Regions from separate parts of the Mus musculus genome. Here region 1 is linked to region 2. The links are chromatin loops, found by intact Hi-C in ENCODE. Cell type or tissue: gastrocnemius. All regions are shown on one strand. Each heading gives the region's core, and the rest is flanking DNA. Links, peaks and the distances in the headings are about the cores only.

Region 1 (2,905 bases), core at 164-2,663, 54 kb after region 2:
GAGCACACCAGAGTCAGGGCCTGCCCTTGCCAGGACTACTGTGAAAGGCTGTGTTCCATCTGGGTGGGACTGGGTGAGGGAGGAACCTCCCTATGTGTTGACTTCCCATCCCAAGGGCAGACTCTAGGCTGCCCTCATGTCTTCCTCAAAGAAGAGTCTCCACCGGGGAAAGGTGGTCTACTTGGCTGCCTCTAGGAAAGGATATGGGGTGGGGGCATGTGGCCCTACCTGGGTGCTGGAAGGCCAGGCCACGATAGCCTGGGTCCTTTTGGAGCTGGATCTCCTTCAGGGAGAAGATGGAGGCAGCTAGGCAAGAGAAGAGGGCGGGAGAGGCTTGGGTGGAACCACATTCCCACACTTAGCATCCCCACAGAGCCCAGGCACTCTCCAGTCAAGACCAGCCTGGAAGATCTACCATCTCAGGTGGGATCCACCCCCTTAGCTCCAAATGGGAACTGAAGGGGGAAGACATGTGCCCAAGACACTCAGCTGGACCCAAGGCTCCAGGCTCTGTTATAGCTCCCACTCATGCTGGCTGCCCCCATCCCTGCTTCTGGCTGGTCCCTTCTCCCACCCATGCTGGCTGCCCCCATCCCTGCTTCTGGCTGGTCCCTTGGACACTTACTGTCATGGAGCTGATGAACTCGGTCTCCGAGAGACTGGAAGTAGGGGTGATTGAGGGCTGCCTCTGCTGACATGCGACTCTTGGATTCATACTGAAAGGCACAGGGTAGGTAGGCTCTTGGGCCCTGGTGGAGAACCTTCTAGAAAATGGGACTCCTGTGCTAAGGTAGAAGGCTGAGGAGGAAGAAGCTCCTGTCTAACCCAAACCATGCAGTCTCAGGCCTTATGATACCACGGTTTAGACACCAGAGCTTCCCAGGAATGTGACTGCATCTTGGGATGAACATACATGAAAGGTCATGGCTATCACCCTCCAAGTATCAACTCTATTTGTATATGGCACCACTAACTGCCCTTTATCCTGTGCTTGCTCCCAGGTAGGCACTGCACCATCCCCAGCATCTTCTAAAGGATGAACTGATATTCGATAGGAAGTTGAGAAAACTGAGCCTTTTGTCCCCTGGAAATGCCCAACTAGGCCTTGGGTACCAAACACAGAACCTAGTGCTTTGGAGTCACAGGCGGTGTCTGAACTACATGGCTTTCATTCGTTATCGCTCCCAGGGTAGGATGGGAGGAAACTCACCAGGAGGAGGCTGCTCAGGAGGTTGATGCCTTCAGTATCCAACCTGCAAGGAGGAGGTGCTGGCACAGGCACAGCCAGGGGCAGGCTGGGGACCCGAGCCTCTGGGAGGGAGATCACAGTGGGGAGCAAGGGGCCTGGCAAGGGACTACCTGGGGGCGTGGCTGAGCAGTGGCTGTGGTAGGTATCGGGGGAAGTTGTAGGCTCGAAACTCAGAGATGGACGTCACACCCGGCCACGACTCTTCTGTAGGTGTCCCTAGAGACGTGGGACCGGGTAAGAAGTATAAGTGAAGGGCCGAGGCCGATATGGAGAGGGAGCAACATTGAAGAAGAAAGCAGAGTAGTCAAAGCTAGCAGGCCCCCCACCTCGGTGCTTCTGGGTAGACAGAGTTCTAGCGCCCCCTGGTGACGAGGTGGAGCGTACAGAAAGAAACTAACCTAGGAGACGGAAGATGAGGTGCAACTCCTCCTTGACAGTAGAGCCCGGGAAGAGGGGCTTGCCGGTGGCCATCTCATAGAGGATGCAGCCCACGCCCCTGCGGAAGTAAGGGCAACACTGAGGCCAGGAAGAGCAGGCACGCCTCCTAAGGCTGCTATGTGAGGGGTCCAATGGGGCTTGAAAGGCTTGTAAAACCAACCCCCACTACGGACCCCCTTTGTGAGGCCTGCGTCCCCTTAACTGCTAGGCAGGAAAAGATTCAATACTCTCAGTCTCCGAGGAGCCCTGGGCTCGGCCAGACACCTGTGCTGACTTTAAAGTTGAGTTGGTTTTCATTTTACACCAAATCGTACATTTTAACAATAAAATAGTATGTCCCCTTCCAAGATGTTCCAGGGGAGGCCTCATCCATCTACCCTCTGGTAATTCCCACCTCCACCCCCCTGGGAACCACCTCAGAATTATAGCGTTAGAGGCTCTATAAGCTTGGAGAACCTGATATATTTCAGACTTCATTTGCTAACAGCAGCACATCAGGGAGACGTGAAGCCTAAGGGTACGGATGGCCTGGTTCACTCCTGTCTGCAGCTCACTCACCACATGTCAATGGGGGTGGAGTACTCTGTGGATCCCAGCAGCACATCTGGGGGCCTGTACCAGAGGGTCACCACCTCATTGGAATAGGTCTTTGTAGGCACTGATTTGGCCCGGGCCAGGCCTAGGAACAGACATGTTACTAGACCTCCGCTAAAGGGTCCTAAAGGGTCCTATACTCAGACATCCCCCAGCATTCCTGCACACTGAAGAGGCCGTGTAACCCAGGGGTCAGACCCTCCTGCCAACCTGACCCTGGCATCAGCCTCACCAAAGTCGGCCAGCTTCAGCTCGCCCCTCTCATTGATGAGTAGGTTCTGGGGCTTCAGGTCCCGGTGCAGGATCTTGCGGTGGTGGCAGTAGGCCAGACCCCGGAGCAGCTGGAACATGAATATCTGGCCGAGAGAGCAAGAATGAGCAGCTTAGTGGGACTAGGTCCCACGTGGGAGACCCTACGCCTCTGTCTCAGGCTGGAGAGGAACGGGGACCAGAACAAGTCTCTAGGAAGGCTCCCCAATTCTGTCGCCCACCCTGAAGGCCCACCCTGTAGGCCACCCGAGGACCTGTAGACACCAGAGAATCGCATATGGGGGCAGAGTTCAGGGATGGAGAGGAGGCCGTGAGTGAGAAGAGGCTGGAGCAGTCCCTAAGACGTGAGGTGGG
Region 2 (2,905 bases), core at 322-2,821:
TGTGGTTCAATGTAGCACTCAGACTTGCAGCAAAATCCTGAGGGATGGGACCTAAGACCAGTCAATCTGTGACAGGAAGAAACCACATGGAGGAAGGGGAAGGAAAGGATGGCTAATGGCTGTGTTACTGTGTGCGTGAACGCCACTGGAGTTTGTTTGGTGCTGTAGACTTAGTACATCTGAGAATACTAGGAGGTGGACTTGAAGCTTGTGCCCATTTGACCTATGAGTGAACCCAGGCTAGGAGGAAACAGACATGGAAAAATCCCTTCCCTGTGTCTCCTGCCAGGACTTGAGCTGTGATTGGAGTCTAGGCTTGCAGCCGGAGTCTGGAAGGCTGACCCCACATTTGTTCTGGGTTCTTGGGCCAAAAAGTAGGCCAGCAGCTTTTCAGGTGCTTTAGGGCTGTGCATGGACATTTCAGAAATCCTTTAGACTAAAACATATTCATTGCCGATATTAAATGGCTGAGGTAATAATAGCCCCTTCCAGGAACATGGATCACTAAGGATTACAGGGTAATCGTGTTGAAACTGTTTGACATCAAGGATGTGGTGGAGTGTGTGGTCAAAGTACTGGGTTCAAGGCTCAACTCTGCCGGATGGTGCGACCCGTGGCAAACCACTACTACCTGTGAGCTTCAGTCTCCTCCACTCTAACTGGAGATAGCAAGTCCTCCTTCTCAAGGCCTCGGGCAACTCCTCTCCAGGGCTCAATCCTTCTTTGCAGCCCTGGGCTTCTTCAGAGTCAATGCAGGACCCAGGCTATGTGCTAGCAAGAAGAGGTCAAGGGCCAGTGCCAACTCTAGGCATCTTCCCACCTATCTCTGTTCCTGCTGCCATGTGCTCAGAGTGATCCCTGGAGTGATGCAGGAGTGTACCAGGAAACCACCTTCTTCCTGGTCCCACACAGTGGCACAGCTAGAGCTACAGCAGCTAGGACCTGAGAGATCTCACTTTAAAGATCAGGAAACTGAGGACTAGAGGGGAAGAGAGTGGTATACAACTGAGCCCAGGGTCTTGACTCCCAGGCGAGGCAGAGACCAGTAGAGTGCCACTGGCCTGTCCTCCCCTGGTACTCATGTGAATTTGGGTCAGTTAAAGGCGTCTCTTTCCTCCAAGGCTTAAGAAACTTGCCAGCAAGCCTGATAAATGCTCAAGTTACTGATTAATGACTCCACTCGGAGTTGTAAATGTGAGTGGAGAGGAGGGACCTGCGTCCTCCCTCAGGCTGGCTGTGACTATGGTGGCGTTGCCTGCTGGGCCACTTTGGCTATGTGACCTTGAGAAGGCTGCTAACCCCCTTTCAGCAAGGGTTGCCAGGTACACATGTGACCACCTTGGGGTGTCCCTGCCTTGGGCACCTGTTCTTGGCTTGCTGGTACTGTAAAAAAAAAAGAGGCAGGGCTACATGGCTCTATACAGGCAGGGCCTACTCCTGCCCTCTGCACCCCCAGATGGGGTAGAATGCTGCTGAGCCCCAACTCCACTCTGCCTGCCTCTGGGATAGCATATTCTCCTCGGGAACCCCCTCTCTGCAGCAGAGATGACAGGGTCTCACCTTTCTCGTGGAAAGGGCTGGAGGACAGAATGGAATAAGTCACAGTGGGCCACCTATCAACCTCAAGGGGACAGAGAGCCCATCCTTCCAGGAACTAGGATCAGTGAGCAATTTTCTTTTAGCCAATGGGGGCAAGGAAGGTTCCCTATAACGCAGTTTCCTCAGGACCCCATGCTGATGCTTCGACCTGTTCACGGTCCCACGTTGGGGAGGCAGGACTGCCTGTTTGATTCAGGCTGCGACTCACCGGGTGCTGGGCATGTGAGAAGTGCCTTACACCCAACCTTAGGCCTGACTGCCTACAACACCTCTCACCCTCTTCCTGACATGCCTGACCTGTTTGTTCCTCAGGAGCCAGTTCCTAATGTCACCTCCCCAAAGTGGCCTACCCAGAACACCTAGCTGGAGCAGCCATAACTCAGCTCTGCCCTCTTGTCCACCTTTCAGCCTGCTACAAACCTTGCTAGAAATATGTTAGGTGTGCTGGAGCCCTAAAGGGAATTCGGCACTAGGCAAGTTCTTATTTAGAGACATCTCAAAACCAGTCTCAGTGGTGTATGACTGTAATCCCAGTCCGTGGGAGATGGAGATGGGAGGATCAGGAATACAGAGTTATAGGATAGTCCCTGTCCTAGTTCACTGTCACACACTGCCCTCCAGAATGGACACTTGGCAGGAGCAGTGACCTTGTCCGGAGCCCTCACCCCTGAATCATCGTATGACTTAAGAAGTGTTTATTGAATGAATCAGCTAATTTGTGGGATAAGTTCTGAGATGTTTTATAATTAAAACTTTGATACATGGTTTCTATACTATCAAATCCAACTATTTAAGTATACAACTCACTTTTCTTTTCCTATTGTGAGTAGTGAGCCCGTTACTATAGTTTAAGCGTTGAGATTTGTGTATTTTGTTCTTGTGAGATAGGGTCTCATTATATAGTCAAGGCTTGCCTAGAACTCACAATCCTCCTGCCATAACAGCTCCCCCGACCCTTGCCTACCCACCATACCAAGTGCTGGGATTACAGGCATGTATTGCTGCGTCCAGCTTAAATTTAAAGTATTTCTGTCACCTCAGAGAGAAACCCTATATCCATCAGCAGTCACCCCTGTGTGCTTCTTCTTACCACTTCCTACAAGGCTTTTTTTTCCACTCCAGATCCTGTGCACTGGACAGCTCATGTGAACACTCTCATACCCTGTGTGGTCTGTCATTACCGGTGGTTCCTGCCCAGCACTTTGGCTGAATGAGACACCCTGTAACAATGGCTCCGTAGGCTGCCTGACCCTTTATTCATGCCATATTTTATTTACCTGGCCATTTGCTTATGAAAATATACCTT

The links. Peaks named below come from ENCODE experiments on the same cell type or tissue, not always from the same donor. Only the 100,000 strongest peaks of a DNase experiment are listed, where the experiment ranks them.
Region 1: it touches region 2 in a loop (2.0-fold over the local background); 10 of 42 quality-filtered maps call a loop at or near these places.

Annotation. Positions count from the first base shown.
Region 1 is chr1:132,115,237-132,118,141 of GRCm38, forward strand. It overlaps Cdk18 (cyclin-dependent kinase 18), which reads right to left. Exons shown (of 16, transcript NM_008795.2): 9 at 2,514-2,637; 10 at 2,246-2,366; 11 at 1,648-1,745; 12 at 1,360-1,465; 13 at 1,211-1,253; 14 at 626-716; 15 at 229-306. Among named protein-coding and RNA genes, the nearest start is that of Gm37120, 14 kb to the left of the region's middle. In gastrocnemius, for the core only: a CTCF peak has its summit at 1,609 (motif pointing left); DNase peaks (open chromatin) are centred at 1,353 and 1,593.
Region 2 is chr1:132,061,066-132,063,970 of GRCm38, forward strand. The region is part of intron 1 of Mfsd4a (major facilitator superfamily domain containing 4A); the gene reads right to left. Among named protein-coding and RNA genes, the nearest start is that of Mfsd4a, 5.5 kb to the right of the region's middle. In gastrocnemius, for the core only: no CTCF peak of the experiment used is centred there; no DNase peak of the experiment used is centred there; H3K27ac peaks cover 1,495 bases.